Regions from separate parts of the Homo sapiens genome. Here region 1 is linked to region 2. A link is a loop called in an ENCODE intact Hi-C map of the cell type or tissue named here. Cell type or tissue: B cell. All regions are shown on one strand. Links, peaks and the distances in the headings refer to the core of each region. The heading gives the core; the rest is flanking DNA.

The links. Hi-C counts contacts between places; a loop is a spot of excess contacts. Peaks named below come from ENCODE experiments on the same cell type or tissue, not always from the same donor. Only the 100,000 strongest peaks of a DNase experiment are listed, where the experiment ranks them.
Region 1: it touches region 2 in a loop (6-fold over the local background); 3 of 110 quality-filtered maps call a loop at or near these places.

Annotation. Positions count from the first base shown.
Region 1 is chr10:101,216,603-101,227,144 of GRCh38, reverse strand. It overlaps LOC124902491 (a long non-coding RNA gene), which reads right to left and starts at 4,793. Exons shown (of 2, transcript XR_007062267.1): 1 at 4,661-4,793; 2 at 2,953-4,427. It overlaps LBX1 (ladybird homeobox 1), which reads left to right. Exons shown (of 2, transcript NM_006562.5): 2 at 1-151. RefSeq lists enhancers at 530-1,031, 3,806-4,455, 8,682-9,273, 9,866-10,457. In B cell, for the core only: no CTCF peak of the experiment used is centred there; DNase peaks (open chromatin) are centred at 1,774, 3,214, 4,054, 8,354 and 5 weaker places; H3K4me3 peaks cover 2,206 bases; H3K27me3 peaks cover 7,265 bases.
Region 2 is chr10:101,128,506-101,139,047 of GRCh38, reverse strand. TLX1 (T cell leukemia homeobox 1) reads right to left here and starts at 7,748. Exons shown (of 3, transcript NM_005521.4): 1 at 6,939-7,748; 2 at 4,672-4,873; 3 at 1,259-2,357. The coding sequence starts at 7,506. The coding sequence ends at 2,135. TLX1NB (TLX1 neighbor) reads left to right here and starts at 7,902. Exons shown (of 3, transcript NR_130723.1): 1 at 7,902-8,262. In B cell, for the core only: no CTCF peak of the experiment used is centred there; DNase peaks (open chromatin) are centred at 3,857, 4,557, 6,647, 7,567 and 3 weaker places; H3K4me3 peaks cover 3,049 bases; H3K27me3 peaks cover 7,817 bases.

The sequences.
Region 1 (10,542 bases), core at 1,054-9,053, 88 kb before region 2:
CCCCGGACTCGGCTCCTGGCAGCCGCCTCTTCCCTCTCGAAGCAATAAACCCAGGCTGGCCGGCCGGGCCGGCCGCCACCAGCGGCCTCCGCCGCCCCGGAAGCCCTCGCCGTGCAATTCTGTATGGCTTCTATATAAATATTTAAACCTATATAGCGGGTTCTTCCCACCGCAGCCTGATTTTTCCTTTCTTTTATTATTATTTTTTAAATCTCGGAGATTTCGATGTTTTCAAAGCTCTCGGGCTGCCGGGTTTGCTGAGGGCGAGACAGAAACCAGGGCGGGGAACACTAACCCTGCGGTCTAGGGGAGTGGCAGCTCCGGCTGTTTTGATTTTTCTCTGCATGTGGCGAATGCACCGGCCCGCTCCTTCCTCGCCTCCCTCGGCCTTATTGCAGTTGACTTCTATTTCCTCGGGCCTTTTTTCCTCATGTGGGAGGGGAAGAGGTGGGCAGTCAGGTCCTGACTTGCAAGTTTCAAAATCGATCTTTCCTCCCCACCCTCTGAGAGAAAAGTCTGTTTTCGATGCCATTTCTGCCTCCTAATGCCCACTAATGCTGTTTTTAAGATTCCTCCCTCCCTCCCGCATTTCCTCGGACTGACTGTTGGAGTCCGGCTCTTAGGGACAATGCAGGGGGAAATCCAACCAACCAACTATCGAAAACAGAACCCAAAGCCCTATAATTATTTTGTACTCTTTTTAGAATTTTTTTGCATGTGACAGAGACAGAGAGGAGGCCGACCCAAGCCCTCACCTCACCTCCTCCACAGCTCTGGGTCTCTCTTGCCACTTCGAACACCCCACTCCTACCCGACTTGGCCAGAGGAGGGTGGCTGGATGTGAGTGGGCTGCGAGTGCCCCTTCCCTGCTCCTCCCTTCCCCTCTCCTCCCTAGACTGTACCCAAGGCCTCTTTCTCCAATAAATAAAGTCTTTGCCATTTTACTAGAACCGGCGGCGACCGTGTCTGAGTGGTGGGCCCGTTTCCGAGAAGCAGCGGCAGGCTGGGCTTCTTGCCGCTCTTCGTGCCGGTCGCCCTAGCCTTGGAGATTTGGGGGGGATTTTCAGGACAGGCTTAAGAGTGAAGGGCGAGGGGGAAGCAGCAGGAGGAGGCGCCTCTTGCCCATAAACCTGAGGCAGCTGCTAAATCGGGAGAGAAGCGGGCTTCGCCAGGTCGGGGTAAAAAACGAGCCGTGAAATGCTGGGAGAAAATGCCTGTGTATGTGGGGGCACACCACAGTACAACATTAATTTGTGTTGAACAAAGGGTGGGAGGGGGTCTTGCCCTGCATTTCCTGCATCCCACCCCAGACCCAAGGGCATTCTCCCTGCACTCCCCGAAAACAGGGCTGAGCCCCGGGAGCGCTGCAGGTATCACTCAGTCAGACGCGGGGTGGAGCCTTGGGTTCCCAAGTTTCGATTCTAGCCCCGAGGGCCTCATCCTTGGGGAGTCGGGGGCCAAAGGCTAAAGGCATCAAGGCCAGGCTGAATTTCAATGTGGGCACCTGGAACTGTAAGCCCAAGCGTCTGGGAGCTGGTGTGAATTTCTGGCAACATTAACCAATTCTGCCTCCACACCCCGGCACACCGCTGGGGGCAGAGGTATGGATCTTGCAAGGACTCTCTCGGGTCTGCGGCGCCCCAAGGCCGGCTGGGGCGGGGGCTGAGGCCGCTTTCACTTTCCTGGACAGAGCGGGTTTCTCTCCGGGCTTTTGTTGTCGCTGGGCTGGCGAGTAGCCGCTGTCACCGGAGTGGGGTCCCGCCTCCGGGCCGCTGGGCTCTCTTTCTCCGCAAAATTGATGTGAGAAATGCGCATCTGGTCTCGGGCGGCGATGGGGCCCCCGGGCCCGAGCCAGGAACGTGCGTGTCCAGGAGGAAACGAAGAGACAGAGAGAAACAGGAAAAAAAAATAGGAGCACAGAAAGACACTCCAAAAGCAGAGAGAGAAAGCGGAGAGCCACAGAGACAGGACGGAGAAAAAGAGGAAAAAGAGAGAGAAACAGAGAAACGGAGAAAGGGAGACAGAGACAGAGGGAGAAAAAAAGAATGGGAAGAGAGGAGAAGAGAGAGAAGGAGCAGAGAAGGAAGGAGACGGCAGGGCAGCGGGGCAGGCGTGCGGCTGGTTCCTCCCGGGCGACAAAAATTGCCCTCTCTTAGGATGGATGGGTCTGTAATTCGGAGCGCGGACCATGAAGGCCGGGACGAATGGGCCTGGGCGGCCGCTGACAGGCGACAATAGCCGGGCCCAGCCCCCCGCGGCTCCCGGTGCGGGCACGGCCGCGGCCCTCCGCAGCCCAGAGCGCGCCGGCGCTGGCGACCATATGGTTTTTGAATTTTCTTCACAATTTGTAGACAATTTGATGGATTAGGTCCCCGCGCGCGCCTCCTCGGCACAAAGGCGGCGCAGGGACCACGGCGGGTCGGTCACCCGGGCATCTGCGCCCGCCGTGCGCACCCCCCCACTCGGCCCCCGCCCCGCGCCCGAAGCCCCAGGCCGCCCGCCCAACACGCTCATGAATCCCAATGAAGCGGCCCTGGCACCTCCGGCCGCTCTCTGCTTCGCGGCCCTGGGCCTGGCCCCGCTGGGTCCCTTTGGGCTGGGGGCGGCGGCCCCAGGGCTGAGCCCACCCGAGCTGCGGCGCCCGCGGGGCGCGCAGCTAAGCAGGCGCGTCGGGGCTGAGGAGAAACGGGGCCATTTATCCGCCCGTCTAGTTAAAGCGGGTTATTTGTTTGCTTCTCCGGCCTGCCCCCTCCCCTCCCTTCCCCCTCTCTCCTCCCCCGCCCTTCCCCTTCTGCCTTTTATTCTTTTGTCTCTAAATGGATTTAATGAGCCTGAAAAACATGACAATTGAATATAACCAAGAAATAAAAAATAACGAGGGAGGAAGGAAGGAGGAAAAGAAAGAATGAAAGAAGGAAGGGGAAGGATTAATAAAATAAGGAGAAAACGCAATTCAATTCAGCAAATGTTTATTGCGCGTCTTTTCTGCGCCAGGCCGCGCAGGGGGGCTGGGAAAATGGAAACGAATCAGATTCGGTTCCTGCCCTCAAGGAGCTCCTAGTCTAGTGGGCAAGACTCGCAGCACCCCCAGCGCTAGTAGAAGCGGACCGAGGGACAGGGCCGTGCCAGTTGCAAAACACTGAGAGGCAGCTACCAGGGTGTTGGCGGCTTCACAGAGGAGGTGGCTTGGGACCCGGGCCTTGAAAGGCGAAAAGTAGTTCGTTGTTTCCATAGGCCAGAGAAGAGAGCCAGTGGAAGGAAGGACCAGAGCTGCGGCGGGGGGAAGGGGTAACGAAGTGTACGTGAGAGCCTCGGCTGAACCCGAGCTAAGGAGGCCACGCGAGAGCGCCCTGCGCGCTCGGTCCCGCACAATGTGGGAAGTGGATTCGAGCCTCTCCGCAGTGTCCTCTGCTCTGAGGAATTCGCTGCCTCCATCAGGTTCCGGGTGGGCTTCCGGAGCCCAGCCGACAGCTCTGTTGAGGCCGCGGACTAGCACTGGACTCTGCCTGGACTAGCACCCGACTCTGCCTGGACTAGCACCCGGGCTTGGGGCTTATCTCTAGGTCCCATTGCGCAGGGAGGCGGCGAGGAAGTCAGCAGCTCTGGGCAAAAGCTGAGGGGCTTGGCTGTAGGCGGAGGCGAGGATCTGGGATCCAGGGAGGCCTGGGCTCTAAGCCCACTCTCTCTTTAGCTCCCCCAGTTCTGAAGAAGTCTGCTACCTGCGCGCGGCCCGGGGACCTCGGATGGTCTTGGCTGTGCCTCAGGCGCTGCCGCTGGGACCGGCGATGTGAGAGAGCCTCAAATCCCAAGTTCGGGCCCGAGGCCTCTTAGCTCACGCCTGCCGGGCCTGTCTCGGGATACTGCAAACAGCAGTGGTGTGTTCGCCCAAGTGTAGGCTCCAAGGGAGCGGGGCTTGTGTATTGCGTGTCTGTTTCTTCTCCTGGTCTGAGTGTACGAGGGAGCTTGGCCTGGGTTGTGTGAGGGGCTGTGGGCCCTACGCCCATTCTTCTGGCGTAGTTCGTTAAGGCTTGGTATCCTGTGGGCTGCCTGCCCTTCGGGCCTGAGTTCCATCACCTCCTAGAGCCCTTTGCCCATCTGTTCCCCCAGGACTCTGGGCTCTCTACGGACCCACTTTCGGTTCCGGGCTGGCCAGGAGAGGCGGCTCGGCTTTGTCTCTCCCTTCCCCGTTGTGTCCCGGGGCTCGACGGGGCTTGCCAAGTCCCGGGACGCGGGTAGTTTCTGCTCTCCAGTCTAGGAACCCCTCCGCGCGCGGACGGCCGATCCCGCTTGTTCGGCTTCCCCTCGCTCCGCCTTTCCCGGCTTGGTGGCCTGGCGAGCGGCGCGGGGTGAGGCAGAGAGGCGCAGTTCCCTATTTTACGAGGTGTCGGGCCGGTGTCAGACGCAGCTCCGATAAGTAATACTCCAGTCTGAGGGACCAGAACGTGGTAATTAATCCCAAAGACTTAAGTGTATTTTAGTTCAGGAGAAAAAAAATCACTAATTCAATCGTCCGGAAAATTGAAGTTTGATGCATGAGTCCCCCCTGAAAGGGACGAGCTGGGGCCGCGCGCCTACCCTCCGCCCCTTCCCGTCGCCGCGGGGACCCCCCCCCCCACCTCTCCATCCCTCTGAGCCGCCAAGTCCGGGGAAGTCCACTCACCCTGCCCTGGCTTTTCCAGTCACCTGAACCCGGAGGCACCTGGGCTTGGCTTCCCACCGGCAACAACTAGCCCCTCTTGGAGCGCAGAAAGTGATTTGTGGGGACAATACATATGCTCCCCAAACACATGCATCTGAGAGGGCACCACAGAAAGCCCGGGGATATAGAGAGGGCAGCCAGATAAGGGGGCAGGTTAGTAAGGTCAGGGGCTACAAAGCATGTGGAAGAAGGGACAGAGAATCTGAATGGGCTGGAGTCACAGGGGTCAGCGAGTAGGAGGCTGCTGTTGTAAAGTGAAGTACATGTGGCTTTGAAGTGGGTGGGAATGGAGGGGAGTAGAACTGGTTGTGCTGGGTAGTGGTGGTTAGGCTGTAGGTGTGCAAAGGGGTGTGTGGGAACTGGCTGCATCCCTGGACTGTACATGTGCGGAGTGGAGGTCCCTGGCAGACACTGACAGGTCTTGGAGAGCCTAGAATCTGACTCCCGGGTGTGTCCACAGGCCACATCTCCTAGAGAACAGGCTCCTGGGACTGGGGCAAAGGAAGGTGGGGGTTCCTGGGGACCAGCACCCTGGAGGGAGGAGCATTCCCACCTTGAGTGTTCCTGGGGCCCCACATCTGCACTTCCAAGTCCAGGACTGCCATCTGCAAATCACCCCGTCTTCTCCTAACAGCTGCCAGTTCTGGGAGAGATTTGGGGCTGTGGGTGTGTGTGTGGCAGGCTGCATGGGGACTAGCAAGGGCATGTTCCTGAGTGTGTCATCAAGTATGTGCAACTGAGAAACTGAGCATGTGCGGCTGATTGATGGAAACGGAGCGTGGGACTGGGTGTGTGATGCTGCGTTCCTGCAACTGATTGTTGCAAACTAGTGTGTGTGCAGCTAGGTGTGACTAAATTTGCTCAATGGAGAGGAAAAGAGTAAAGCTGTCACTGAGTGGGTGTAACCAGCAGGTAAACGATGCCCAGGGTGTGTGAGGTGTGCAGGGAGCTGGTGTGAGCAGATAGCTGGGAGAATGAATATTGATGTGGAATTGAAGCTACAGGCAGACAACCAGAATCCTAGCTCCAAACATTTTAGCCAAGCTGGCTACTGAAATTTACATTTACAATGCTGGGGGCAGGGACCACATGGCCTGACAGGAAGAGGACTCAGGAGAGGACTAAGTAGAAGATGGGATGGAGAACTTTCAGCCTGGGTTGAAGTTTATTCTGAGGGCAGCTGAGGCCGTCGAATAGGCACTATATAGGCATGGACTCTGCTTCTTTGAAAACAGGTTGCGGGGGTAGGGGCATCCTCTGTTGTGCAGTTGGGTGATGGCCAGGCTGCCCTGCCTGCCTTCTCCCATTCAAGCTGGTCACCGGGCTGAACCTTTGTCTTTGGAGTGACCTGTAGACCTGCCCTTGGCTGCTCCAGTTCCAGGTAGCGCTTGAAGGCCTAGCTTCCCCCAGCTCAGTCAAAGGAAGTTCCTCCTCCCCGTGGGGGCTCAGCCCTGCCCAAAGTGGGGAGGGTACAAATGGCAATATGCGCATGGCTGCAAGCAGAGTTGGGAGTGAATGAGTCCTGCCCACTTTGGAATCTGGTTTGTATGTGTGCAAGTGTGTGCAAGGATTGCTGTGCATTGGTGTGTGCATGTGGGCATGTTCACGCTTCCCCATGGAGAGCTGGATGTAGCTATTTGTCTGTGAATGGGGGTGGATGAAGTGGGGAAGGGAGCTTAGTTACCTGAGGGTATCCATGTAACCAATGGATCTGAGTGTGGACGTGACATCTGAGCACATGGGATGGAGGCATCCCTGAGTGTCTGTACCCCAACCCTTCCCAAATTCAGGGGCCCAAGGCTCTTCAGAAAGGGAGATCCAAGTTGGGAGCCTCCTCCAACAAGAAATGAGAGCCTTCTTCTCCCCTTTCTCACACACCTCTGCCAACCCAGAGCTGGGATACGGACCAAGGTAGGGAAGAGGTGACCCCTTCCATCTCCCAGAGGCTGTTCAAGGTGAAGTGTCTGGGTCTCTATAGGGACTGTCTCCTCTCTCCTGATGTCTATAATGGGGCCTATTGATCCATCTGCCTGAGGTCTCCCTGGGACTGCATGTCCACATGGAAATGAAGGGTAAGCCCAGACAGGCCCACAGGCCCACACCCAACACAGGCACACCTCAGAAACAAACCAAACACACACAAGGCAGGCACTCAGTTACACAGACCAACACTGCAGAAACCCGATACACACCCACAGTGACCCACAGACACACAGGATGCCTGGAAAACACAGTGCAGTCACATAAGACACAGCAAACCTGCCCAAATATGGGCAGCTAGTAGCATACATAAGAATTAAGCAGATAAACCTTGGCTGTTAAACATATACACCATCCCCACTTTATACATACAATACAGGCAAGTGACAGAGTCACAGCTCACAGTTGCCACAAGCACACAGGGCACCGGCTTCCAGACAGTTTATGCAAACATGGGAGTAGGGCAGGGGCTAGCTGGTTTAGGTGACTTCAGTGGAAATGCTGCTCGTGTTCTGATGTTCTGAGAAGAGTCCATTTGCAGAGAGGGCAGCCAGTAGCAGACAAGAGTTGGTGGGAAAGGGAGGCTTCCACTGTCTGGGGAACCTCCAAACTGGTGCCCCAGTGAAAAACCAAGTCCCCAACCACCCCGAAATGCAATCAAAGCCGCGGCCGCCCACCCGCCCTGCACAATGGCTCTGGCTGGAGTCGTTATCATTTTTGTTAACTTTTTATCGACTGTTTGCTAGATGGCGTGTCAGTAAAGTGTATGATTTGAGATGAAAAATTAGGCAGATTAACCTGAGGGGAGAGCCTGATTGATTACTAAATAGGATCAATTTGAAAGTTTTAGTCCTGGCGTTTCTGCAGAGCCTCTTAATACTTCAAACTTCAATTTTACGGGCGATTGAACTAAGCATGTTTCTGACAAAATTGATATATGTATTAATTTGCTTTAACTGGTGATTAATTACTCTCCACTGAAAGAATTATATGGAGCTGTTTGCCTGCGATTTGCATATTAATCAAATTCTAGTTGATAATTCCTCTGGTGTTGGAGGGCCGGGGCGGGGTGTGGGGTCCAAAGGTGTGAAGGAGTGTTTGCGCCTGTGCCGGTGTGTGCGCCCGTGTATGTGGGGGGGGGGGCTTCCCACCCCCCTTTTGCTCGCTCCCTGCTTAGCTGCCAGTTTAGTGCATTAAAACCAAAGATGCAGAACGAGTTTGCCCGGCTATTTGGCGGGAGCAGAAATTGCCTGTCCGGTTTTATGATCTGCTCAGCCTGAGCAGCCGGGTCCTTAATGTCCCCTGTCAAAGTGTCCGCGATTTAAAGGGAAAACGGCCCCCGCTTTAGCGCCGCGCGGGGCCTGACAAGGGACGAGGCAGGGACAAGCACCCCCTCAAATAACTCCCTCCCCTCCAGGACCATGGTTTCCCGGCGGCGTCCCAGCTCTGGGGACCCTGGAAACCGAGCCATGTCCTTGGAGTAGTCCAGCTCCTGGGATGCCCCAGCCATGGACCCCCACCCCGCCCCACAACATTCATCTACATGGGGATATATGCAGAGACCCAGAGATGTCACTGTCACTTGAGCTGACGGGCAGGAAGCCACCGTCTTAGACACCACAGACACAGTTACCCAGTCACATTGCTGTTCACTTAGACCCCTGCTCGGGCCTGTCTATAGACACACTCAGCTACCCATATGTACACCCAGACACAGAACTACACACAGGCAGGGAGCACACATAGACACCCAAGTCACGTCTACATGGCCTCTCAGCCGCACGTGGTCACACACACGCAGACACACGGAGGTCCATACACACACACCCAGGCATGGAGACACGTCGCAAAGGGATTCTTGGCCGGATATACACCAGACTCCTGCCCACACCCTCCCGGGAGCAAGCAGTCCCCATGCAGCCCCTCCTGGTCCCCTAGCCAGGCCGACCCTTTAAGCTCAAGGGGGCGGCGCCACCAAATCAACTTTTCCCATCTCTGGATTCAAAGGGTAGGAGTGTAATTAAAACCAGATAATTAATGAGACAATATTCCTCCAGCTACATCTTTAATGAACAAACCCCTTCAGGGCAGCCTCTTCTAGGCTCATTAAAGAGAAGAAAGTTGGGCGGATTGCGGACTTCCCAGCGCGTTAATAACGAACCCGTGGTGGGTGCTTCGGCCCGAAGAGCGGGAGCCACAGCGGCCCTCTCTGGCCCTGGTTCGTCCACCGCCACGTTGTCCCTTTGTCCGCCCCCACCACCACTCCTCACCCCCCAATCCCTTCAGTCGCGTGGCCTCATCGTCTCCAGCCGCCCCCCAGCGACCCTGAAAGTCTCTGTTCAGTGACCCCCGGCTCCGCCTGCGCTTTCTCTGGCGGCCTCTCACCGGTACCAGGCCAGCCATGCGCTCGGCTGCAGCCGGGTGTTGGGCCTCCCAGTTCCCCCGGCTGGGCGCTGAGTGCTCCAGGCCGTTTGGCTGGATGGAACTGGCTCTGTAGAAGGGAATTCGAGGCAAGGTAGGGGCCCGAGTCTCCCTCTGAAACTCAGTGCCCTAGGTGGGTGGCCTAGGACTGACGTTTGAGCGTCGTCCTGGGAACCGGTGGGCTGCAGGGAAGGGGAGGATGGTGATCAGCTCGTTTTCCACGCGCCCCTTCGCCCTCTCAGGAACGCGCACTAGCAACCATACTCCTGTGCACTCGCGCGCACGTGAGCGTGCACACACACAAGCGCCCACTCGGTGGTGCACACACATGCGTGGTCGCAATGCCTGGGGTCCAGACGGCGCGGCCCCAGCCTGGAGAGCCTAGTCTGGGCCTTCCCCAACCGCACGAGGTCGCTCTGGCGTCACTCGTCTCCAGGTCTCCAGGATGGAAGCCTTTTCGTTCCGTGTTCAGCGTCTGGGGCCTGGAGCGGACAATTCGGGCCGGAGAGACTGGGAGCGGGCAGCGCAGGAGGGGAGGGGGGCTCGGGCGGGCAGCGGCGGTAGCTGTGGCAGCGGCTCCGCCGGCGGCGCCTGCTTTCGCCTGCGCCGGCTTTTAGGGATGAGTTATGTGGCAATGAGCGAAGTAAATCTGCATGCGCAAAAGATGCTAATTACTCTTAATAGCCTACCCAGACGCCCCGAGACTGGAAACCCAGAAACGTAAATCTGCTCCCGATAAATATTTTTAATTGTGAAATTTCCTGGAAAGAAGGCTTTTGGTTCGCGGGCCCGAGGCATCTGGCTTTGGAAGGAGGAAAACGGCTCCCACCTGGGAAGCAGGGTCAGGAGTCAGGGTCCCGCTCGAGGGCGCCAGGCGCTGGCCGAGCGACCTGAGCCGGGCCGGCCTGCGCTGGGTAAAGTTAGTGATGTATCGCATTAATTACCAGTGTGAGCTGCAAATGGTTCGAGGCCCAAGGAAAATTAATGGGAATCCAAATTCTAATTATGTAGCTGTTGTTAAAGAGTTTAACTAGATAGTCACGGAGAAAATTGGATTATGCATAGAAATATGCAGCCAGCGCACGCGGGCCGGGCAGGCGGTCAGGGGACTCGTAGCCAGCACCCACCCCCCTTGCCTTAGAGGACGCTCCTCCTCTGCGAGGAAGGAAAAGACCCACCCCAGCGTATAAATAAAGATCCCGCGTGTCCCGATGGCAACGGCAGGGCGGGTCTCTGGCTGGCAGGAGAGGCCGAAGGTTTCAAAGGCGCGCGCTTGGATGCGGGGCTGGTGTGGAAGTCCGGGACTTCTGGGTCCCTTGGTCTGAGTAAGCGTTTGTGCCTGCCCGTTTCTCAGACTCTAGGTCGTTGCTCGGCTAATCCATCCTGCACTCCTTTTGATAATCATATAATTACATCTGAGCGCTGTGAGTTTACATTTTTTT
Region 2 (10,542 bases), core at 1,402-9,401:
CCATCCCAGAGAAAAAGCCTCTTACCCCTCCATTTCAACTCACCCCTAGGGTGATGAGTTCTGTAGACCCTCCACCACACAGCTTCTTCCAGAAAAGCAGACCCAAGTCAGTCTTGTCTAGGATAATTCGAATAGGCTGGGGACTGGCTGTTATGCCTGTGTGCATGTGTACTGTGGCTGCAGGTCTGGCAAGGGTGGTCTGGAGGGCTCCTGGAGGTTCCCAGAAAGTCAATTCTTTAGATCTCTCCTAGGCCAGGCTAGTGCTGGGAACTGGTAGGTCCCACTTACAGCACCAGAGAGGATTCTGGCCTTAATTTCTGATTCAATGTGCCCCAGTCTCTGCAGCTTGCTGGGTAAGCGTCTAGAGCCCCAGAACTTCAGCAGATGTTGGTCCCGCCACAATGTATCTGCGTATCGCACAACAGACTCCCACCAACACATACACCATCAGCACACAATTACACACACTCATACAGAACCATACCCACCCACTTGCAGTGATGGTCTCCCACAGTGATCCACACTCCCCACTACCTTTACTCCCCCAATTACATTCTGTCACACACAAGTAAATACAGGGAAAATGCACAGCTCACACATAATTACATCTCACACACAATTACACCCATAAAATTCAAGATGATCCACTTCAGAAGCAGTCACACATTTCACAGAAAAATAGATTTACAAAGAGAAACTAATACATATTCTCCCAAACATCAACACGATTCATACATAATCACAAACAATGGTTGATTACACAATTACCCAAAAAGAAACAGTCACATTCACATACGGTTACACACACACCACTACAAGCCCGTGCATACAATGATAGTTTCGATTTGCAACTTAAGCAGAAACAAGCATTTACACGCAAGAATTGCAAACACAATTATACACTTAAATACCATTATAAATATTCACTATTTGCTCGCATTGCTGATTGCTCACATTATCACAAACACACCACACACACACACACACACACACACACACACACGACTCTCACATCCAAAGAAATCCACATCCTCTCAGGCACTGGTAATCCCAGGAGAGCCTGGCTCTCCCTGCTCTCCTCAACTCTGCCTTCTCTCCATCTGTCCTCTTCCTTTCCTCTCTCCAGAGCCTTAGGGTCCTGCCCCGCAACATGTCTCTCAAGTTCAGGTACCAAGGGCTGCCCCTGAAGCATCAGCTCACACACCAAACCCAAGTAGCTGAAGGACGCTAGGGTCCGCAAGGAGCAGGCAGCCCTGACTCCGGATCCGGAGGCTTTTATTTATTTTTTTCACATAAATTACACAAGCACTTTATAAAATGGTTACACAGAAAACACCTTATAAGTGCATAAATTAACACCCCCCCACCCCTCAAATGGGTTCTGGAGAAATGGGCTGCATTTATGTGAAAACCTGTCTGTGCGTACCTGGATTGGGCTGGGATGTGTGGTGGGGGCCTGGCAGACCAAGTGAGGCTGTTGTAGCTGTTGGCTGTTGTGTGTGGTGTAGTGTGTCACAGTGTGGCCATGACCTTGTGTTTGTGCTGGAGGGAGTGCCATGCTGTTCAGGATGAGTCTGTGTCACCCCTGACCTGTGCCTGATCGTAAGGTCCAAAGTGTAAACACTGTGACCCTCTGTCTGGTTGACACTCTCCCATAGATGCCCATGTGTGGCTCTGGGGTGACACCAGGAGGGACAGTGACACCACCTGTGTGTGGGCCTATGGGTTTCCATGTGTGTGATGAGAAGTGGGTCACAGAGAAGGGGTTTCCCAGGGCAAATTCAGATGACAGCCCTGGGGACCCCAGAAGCTCCTCCTCCCTTACCTCCCTTGCCTTTCTCTGAATCCCACGTTAAAAATTAAAATAAAATGAAATAAACAAAAACAGATTTCTTAACAGTTCAGACAGGTGCGGGACGCCTCTGGGAGGGGGGCGCGTGTCCTTGTCCCTTGAGCTCTTCCACCGAAGGGAGAACAGTGTCGGCACAAATGTGGGGGCCCTTCGGGGCCGTGCGAGGGCAGTGTTCCCCTCCTGGGTGCAGTCTGAGGCCAGGAGGGTGGGGAGGAGTCCTGGGTCTCAGGCCTCAGTGACCCCTGAGTGGGCCTGGGGTCCCACAGGGCAGAATGGGCAGGCTCACTCGCAGGCCGACGCCACCGACGTGACGCTAGTGATTTTGGTCGAGTCGTCAGACCACGGCTGCAGATTCTGCAGGGCGAAGAGCGACGAGTTGTGCACGCACAGAGGGTCAGCGGGCAGCGGCTGTGCCAGGCTCTTCTGGAAGGCCTCCTGCTGCAACTGCAGGAGGATGCGGTTCGCTTGCTGCCTCTCGGCCTCCCGTTCCTCCGCAGTCTGCCGTCTGCACCGGGAACAAGCCGTTACCTGCCAGGAGCACCGACCCAGCTCCCGCGTGTGCCCAACTCCTGGTGCGTTCCCAGGAGATAAACTGAACGAGCGCTGCTCGCCTTTGCAGTCCCCAAATCCAGTTTGGGCCCCTATAACGCGTTCCCTTCTTTTGAGAGTCCTGACTCCAACAAAGACTGGAAACCCCAAAGCGGATGGAGCCAAGGTATCCCAGAGGAGGAGCGATGGGAAAGTCTGCGAGGCCCAAACAGCTGGGACTCGCATCCACGCGCAGCGCCCACACCCCGGAGGCCTCACAAGGGGCAGCCGGGGTAGGATGGCATCTCGCCTCCCCCTCCCCGGCCCTGAGGGAGACCAGGTGCCATTCCAAGCCAGAGGGCCCTCACCCTACCCACAAGTCCAGGGCAGAGAGGCAAGGACCAGCGGGTACGATCTGCTCTGCGGGACGTCTCTTTCCTCCCTCTCTCTGCGAATGTCTTCTAGGACTTGGGCCTTCTGTGTGGAGCCCTGTGCCCTACCGGGGCTCCTGCTGGACCCACTGGCTTCCTCTGAGGCAGTTCAGGGAGGCGATGACTCACTTATTCCATTTACTGCCGCCCCTCCACCCTGTCAACTGAGATCAAACGTCTGTCTCTAAGGTGGACAGACCTAATGGGAGTCCCTGGGGCCTTCAGAAGCAATTTGTAGGCGATCGATGAAGCCATGCGAAGCCTGCAAGGGCCTCTTCCAGCAGCGGCTGCTGACCTGCTCTGGGCCGCCTTTTCTTGACTCTGTGTATCTTTCCGTCTTTCGTCTTTCCCTTATCCCCTGCATTTCAAACGGCCTGAATATTTCTCTTTTAGGCTTTGTGTCTTATCTCTCGTTTTCTCTCCTCCCCACCCACTTGGTTCTCTCTGAATTAAAGGAATTTGTTTGAAAAGAAAATGGTGGTTTCAGTCATCCATTGCTTTTTCTTTATTATACATAAATAAGACTTCTGCAGGCTGCCTGTTTTTCTCCTTTTTTTTCCTTGAGCGGGGTCCCTATCCCTCTCCACCTCTGAAACTGGTTGTGTTTCAGTTTCTCTCTTTGCCTGCCTCTTTCTTTCTCTGTGCCCCTCTCTCTGGGAGGCCTGCCAGGCTGCCTCTCCTCCCCTAGGCCAGCAGCCCTCAGTAGGCCTTGGAAACCGGAGTCCCCCCAACCCCCGAGCTAGCCCTGGCTCCCTCTTTAGCGTTCCAAGGTCTGAGGCCGCATCCCCCACTCCTTTCCCAGCGTCAGAAATGTTGTGGTAGAATCGTGGGGCCATGGCTTCCTTTGTGGCCCCGTAGGCGGAATCCCAGGCAGATTCCTCGCCTTCGTTCAGAAAAAGAGGAAACTCCAATTCCTTCCTCCTGCCCCAAGGCCCGCCCGTCTCGGCGCCGCCGACTTCGCCCAGACTCTCCCGCGCTACCCCATGGGGCCTGAGCTAGGGGAGAAACTCCGGCGGGCAAGGGCCAGATGTGCGGGAGGGTGCAGCGTGCCAGAGGGTGCAGCGTGCCAGAGGGTGCAGCCGGAGAAAGCGTCAGTGCGCGCGGAGAGGGAGGCTGCTCGAGAGTGTTGGGGACGCTTCACGTCCGTGAGCGTAAATGTGAAAAAACAAAACAAAACAAAAAGCCCATTGCGTAGTAACTAGAGTTGTGGCTATGGGAGAAGGAAAATTCTCTTTCTCACACACACCCATCTGCTCCTAATTGATTCCCCTTCCAGTGGGACCCGCGAAACCCCGCCGCAGCCGGCGCGGATTGATTTTCTCCTTCCAGGGTAGGGACCGGCTGCGCAAAGGCCGGGTGTCTGGGGGAGGAGACCGTCAGCAGGGCCGCGGTCTGGGGCCACAGACCCTCTGCCGGGAGCCCGGCTGGAGCGCTGCAACAAGGTGCGGGCTGTTCTGCATCCAGTCTCCAGGACAGAGCAGGATTCCATAAGCAAGAGTTTGCGCAAACAAAAAGCTCCCCAGGACTCACAGATCCCTGGAGCCTGGACTGCGTGGAGTGCACTAACCCGCCTGTTTGCCCAAGCGGCGGAATAGACCTGCCGCGTCTACACCGGCAGAGAGTGTGCCAACCAGAAAGCCCTGAAGCCTCCGGTAAAACAGAGCCAGGGCTCTTCAGCCCCATCCCAGCTATCGGCCTCGGTTGCTTCCAGCTCCCCGCAAGCCTAGCGGGAGCTCGCTCCTCCGAAAGGATCAGAAACCGCGAGCGGAAAAAGTATGTGCGCCCCACGAGAGGCCAATGAACCGAGAGCTGCCTGAGACCGCGCCGCTCGCGGGCGGCCGGCCCGCCCCGCTTGCTCACCTCCACTTTGTCCGCCGGTTCTGGAACCAGGTTTTGACCTGCGCATCGGTCATTTTGAGCGCCTTGGCCAGGGCGGCGCGCTCGGCCGAGGCCAGGTACTTCTGGCGGTGGAAGCGCTTCTCCAGCTCGCAGATCTGCAGGCGTGTGAAGGACGTGCGCGGCTTCTTCTTCTTGGGGGGCGTCCGGTTCTGATAGGGGTGACCTATACGGCGTGTTACAGTGAAGGGTGAGAGGGCCACTGGAGCGGGAGACAGACAGACGGCAGAGGCAAGCAGCAGAGCGTCAGGAAGCGTCCCAGGCCCAACACCCCGCGAGTCAGCGAGCGCAGCAGCTGAACCCCCACGAGCAGGGCCGAGATCCTCCCGTTAGCCCTCAGCGACAAGCCCACGGCGGGAAACGGCCTCCTCCTGCCCGCCAGTCCGACGCCGCCGTCGCCGCTACCACGGAGGCCTCCCTGGCCCCGGGCTCCCGCGAGCCCAACCACCTCCCTGCCGCCTCTCCTCCAGGGGCAGTCTAAGGCGAGCTAATGGTCACGCTCCCCTCCCCTCAGTCAGCCCCAGGCCTTCAGGCTCAGAGTAAGAGGCCGAGCCTGACTCTGGAACCCGACCTGAGCCTCCATCCACAGCAGCACACACCAACACAACGTACAACGGGGGCAAACTCACAGATCTATACACCCAAACAGGACCAGACAAGCACAGGCACGGGACAAGCACACAGGACACAGAGCAAAACAAGGCCACAGCCATACACTCGCTGAAACCGCCTTCATGCCTGACACAGTATTAGGGCCCCGCGGTAGGCCCTAAACCGAGTACCTTTCACCAGAGGCCCAGGATTAGTGGACTCCCGGCTGGGTTTCCAGCAGGGCCCTTCAAGACTGGCCTGGCCTGGGTGGGGAATGGGATGGGCACCAGGCCCTGCTGCCCCAGGCCAGAGAAAACTTAGGTTGGGGGCACTGGGACCCCTCTAGGGAGGGCCCTTCCTGAGGCCTAGACCCAAGCAACTGTTCTTCCTCTGGACACCAGCCTCCACACCACTTCTGCCGTGGCCCCAGAGTCTGGTAAGAAGCTGCAGAAGCAGTTTCCCTGGCTGTGCTGCTGCCTGGAACAGAAGCAGGAAGCCAGGGGTGCTTTGGAATCTCCTGGCCCAGTATCTAGCTCTCAGCAGCTTCTCCCAAGTAGTTATGTAAACCCCCCTTCCACTGTTGGGCCCTTGAACCGGGGGACCCCCAGGAGGCCCCATCTCTGCCAGCAGCAGCCAGTGCCTCCTGCCTCCTCTCTCTAAGATCGGCTGGCTAACCTGGGCTCAATTTGTGGCTGCTTCCCAGCCCGGACGGAAGGATCGTGGTCTAGGATCCAGGGAACCCTAAGGGGAGCAGAAAGTGAGAACGGGGGAAGGGATCCACGCCAGAGGGAGAGTTGAGTGCCCAGAGTGGAAACGGGAGCAGAGGGAGCCAGGGCCAGCAGAGGAAGGCGGGAGCGGGCAGCAGAGAAGGCGGCAGCGGCCACCACTTAGTACCCAATGTCCCGGGAGTAGTCTTCCCGCCACCGATCACCAGCCTACCGGTGCATTGTTCGTGCCCAAGATAACAGGGCTGGGCCCGGGGTAGGACACCCAGCCGGGAGAGAACGAAAATGAAAAGCTAGCTGTCCTGGGCGGCTAAGCCCCGCTGCCATCCTCCCAGATGAAGCCTGCTCTCCGGAAAAAAAAAAAAAGGCCACTGGTTCTGCTGATTTACCGGGGCTCAGAGCCCCCACTGGCCCCGCAGCACCACGGGCACCGGAGCTAGGGGCGCGAAGTGCATGTGTGTAGGGGACTGGAGGTGGGGGAACCTGTTCTTTTCTTGTGTCTGATCCTGGGGCTCGCTTCCTGGGTCCTAGAACAGCAGCCAGGACGGAAGAAACTGTTCACGTTGCACCCCTTTCTCTAAGATTCCCAGGCCAAGAGTAGCTGCAGAAGGTGGTCCTGAATCTATGGCCTCCTTCTCTCTGCCTGACCCGGCTAGTGGATCCGGAGAGGGGACCAGGGAGAGCTCCTCCGAGCAGGGGTCCTTCGGGAGACAGAGAGGGGTCCAGGCTGAGAGAACTCTTCAAGCATGGCGAGTCTGCGTTATAGAATCGGGCGGGCGGCTCAACTTGGGGGAAGCACCAAGAAGAGCTGGGCGACCTGGAGCGCAGAACCGGCTTTGGGGAGCCACCCGGCGGGGCAGGGGTAGCACGGAGCCCGGGCCGCGGCCAGGCGGGGAGCGCGCGGGCCGGACTCACCTGTGAACCTGTCCTTTGTGTATCTGCGGTTACTCTCCATCCAGGGGAAGGTGAGGCCAGTGAGGTTGTTGACGCCCGGCATGGCAGGCACAGAGGGCACGGTGGGCAAGCCGGTGGCCAGGGGCTGGGGGTGGGCCACGGCTCCGGCGAGCGGCCTGTGTGCCGGCACCCGGATTACCCCCGCAGCGCTGAGTGCCCCGGCACCGCCGCTGCTGCCGCCGCCGCCGCCAGGACCGGGGCCGCCTGCCAAGGCCATGTTCACGTTGTAGGAGCCGGTCAGAGGACCCATGCTGCAGGCGCCGCCGCCGCCTGCCGGGCCTCCGGGGCCGCCGGGACCTCCAGTACCATAGGCCCCCGCTCCTCCAGCCCCCGTCGCGGCCGCGGAGCCCCCGCCGCCGTAAGTGTAGGCGCCTCCGACCAAGCAGCCAAGGCCGTATTCTCCGTCCTGGAGGCGCGAGGCGGGTCCCATGCAGCCACCCTGGTCCGGGCTGTTGAGGATCTGGTCGATGCCGAAGCTAATGGGCTCTGCGTGACCCGGGTGGAGGTGGTGCGGACCCAGGTGCTCCATGCTGGCCCTGGCCCCACCGGGGGGCCCGGGCGGCGGCGCTCGCTGCGCTCGGCTCGGGGGGCAGCTAGCAGGGGCTGGGAGGCAACAGCGGCTCCTGGCTGCGCGGAGACTTGGAAGCGAAGTGCGCAGAAAGGCTAAAGTAGAAGGGGGAGGGGAGGGAGAGAGGGGGCGCCGTATTCTTCCCCTCTCTGGCTTCTGCTTCCCCGCTCCGGCTGCTCGCTCGCTGTTGACTCTGGGACATCAATCACCAGGCGAAAAAGCCCGGTGCAAGAGAGCTTCGCGGTTTCGACTGGGTCTCTCCATTGGCTGTGCGCGGAGAGGAGCGGGGTGAATGACAGCGCGAGGGAGGGGAGGGGAGGGGGAGAGGAAGGCCAGAAGCCGAGACAGATGCAGGAGCCAGAGATAGAGGGACGGAGACCAAGACTCGGAGTAGTTCATGAAGAGAGAGAAGAGGGGAACAAGGCGAGGCTTAAAAGGAAAAGGGAAAACAGGAAGCGACCATTCCCAGAGACGGACAGACAGACAAACCCAAGGAGGGTGAAGTCAACTGTCTTCCCGGCCTGTTGGGAGCCCTCCCCTCACTTTGAACTGGGCCAAAGGAGTCCAGCCCACAAGGCGTCTGAGGAAGGGATGTCTCTGCCCAACTGGAGAATCTCCTCAAGGGCTCAGCTGCGAAACACCTGTCACTCAACCAGGAGATTTACTCCAAATTTCAAGTCCAGCTTTTTAGAAAGTAGAAGACTGTCTACTCCCCAGGTATGGAGCCCAGGCCCTGAGGCAGGACGGTGAGTTCAGGCTTGCCCTTCTTTAAAACACAGGCCTATGAACAACTGGCTATATGTTATAAAAATCAGCAACCACCCCCCAACTCAGCCTTCTTAGACAAATTCAGGAAGGGAACATATCCTGAAAGGCAGGCACAAGTCAAGAGGGTTGGTTTGGGGTCTGCTGCCAGGGTGCCCATGCCTCAACATACCCCTTTGGTTTTAAATAAACAGATGCGTCAAGAAGTAAAATCCTACAGGGTTCGAAAGAGGCAATTCCTACAGTGTTTGAATGAATTCAACCAGATTGCATTCCACCTAACAATTACCCCAGGGTTGGCTATTCCAGACAAGAAGCCTTTGGACTGTGGTGTGTGTTCTTTTCTTACGTTTGGAATCTTGGGAGGGAGCCATAGGGGCTTAAGGCCGTGGGGGCTGGGATTGGTGGGACTAGGATCAGGGAAGTGCATCCAGGACAAATTTAGGCCTTTCCAACGTTTTGCCAGTGGCTGTCTGGCTGAGAGCCCAAGAGAAAAGGAGGAAACTCCCTTTTTCTTCTTCCTGTCTTTCCCCTCTCCAGTAGAAAATGTTTGCTACCTTTTAGAAGCCAAGCTTTGGGAAAGGCACAGGTTCCATCACTTGGGATCTATTTCTGTTCTATTTCAGTTCAGTTTCAGATTAGACTTTTGGGTAGGCCCTGTCTCTATCTGGAAAGATGCTAGGATGTGAAGACTCACATTCTCTCCCATCAAGTCTTATTGCAATCTATTTGCTTTGGGCATGTCTGTCACCTCCACTTGAAGAGATCTTCTTGGAGGCAGAGAGTGGCTTATTCATTTCTGTTCTCTCCTGAAGAATACAGCCCCAAACAACAAAATATGGTCATCTTGGGTGAATAACAAAGAATGTATCTCTTTATTCAATAATATTTATTGAGTACTGTACTCACTATGTGTCAGGCACTGTTCTAGGCATGGGGGACATAGCAGTGAACAAAACAAAGGTCCTGACCTCATGAAGCTTACATTCTATAGAGGGGGTCAGACAATAAGCAAAGAAGCAAATACAACAAGACAGATGTTAGTATTATGGAGAACAATATAAACTCTACACCAATCCTTCGAGATGAGTATTCTCCCTATTTTACAGATGTGAGGAAAGTACATTTCAGAATAGCTATGATTGGTGTGGATCAATATGGAGGAGCTAGACTCAACTTGCTTTTGTGGGTTAGCCTGGAAACCTACGTGCTGGTTGGAAGTTTGTATCTGTGGGGAAAACCTTGTCTGAGCTCTAGCCAGGTGGACAAAGGCCCACTCAAGACAAAGCCAAATGTGAAATTGGTAGTTGTTTGTAAACACTAAGCAGAAGGCTGGGCATGGTGGCTCACACCTGTAATCCCAGCACTTTGGGAGGCCAAGGCGGGCAGATCACGAGGTCAGGAGATTGAGACCATCCTGGCTAACACGGTGAAACCCCGTCTCTACCAAAAGTACAAAAAATTAGCCAGGCGTGGTGGTGGGCACCTGTAGTCCCAGCTACTCAGGAAGCTGAGGCAGGAGAATGGCGTGAACCCAGGAGGCAGAGCTTGCAGTAAGCTGAGATCGCGCCACTGCACTCCAGCCTGGGCAACAGTGCAAGACTCCATCTCAAAAAACAAACAAACAAAAAAAAACACTAAGCAGAAACATGAGAGGGCTCCGCTCCCTCGCCAGTTCTCTTCTTCCCACTTACCCAATCCAGGTACTCTACCCCTTCCCAAGGAGTTCCATAACTTACTTTGGAAGTTGTCTGAACCCGAATGAATCTCTTCCTGCCTCTTATCTTGAGGGAACTAAAGCAGAAATAAATTATTTATTGAAAGACAGTTTTGTGCCAGGTACCACATCATGCTTATCTCATTTAAGACTTATAACAACCCAGGCAAGTTAATAGAAATGTCCCAATTTTTTATAATTGAGAGAATTGAATGAATGTTCATGGCAGTATTATTCATGATAGCCCAAAAGGGGAAACAACTCAGATGTCCACCAACTGATGAATAGATAAACAAAATTTGTTATATCCACACATGGAATATTATTTAGCCATAAAAAGGAAAAGAAGGGAAATGCTGGTTCATGCTATAACATGGATGAACCTAGGAGACTATTCTGCTAAGTGAAAGAAGCCAAGCACAAAGGCCACATATTGTATGATTCCACTTTTATGAAATGTCCAAAATAGGCAAATCCACAGAGGCAGAGAATAGATTAGTGGTTTTCAGGAACTG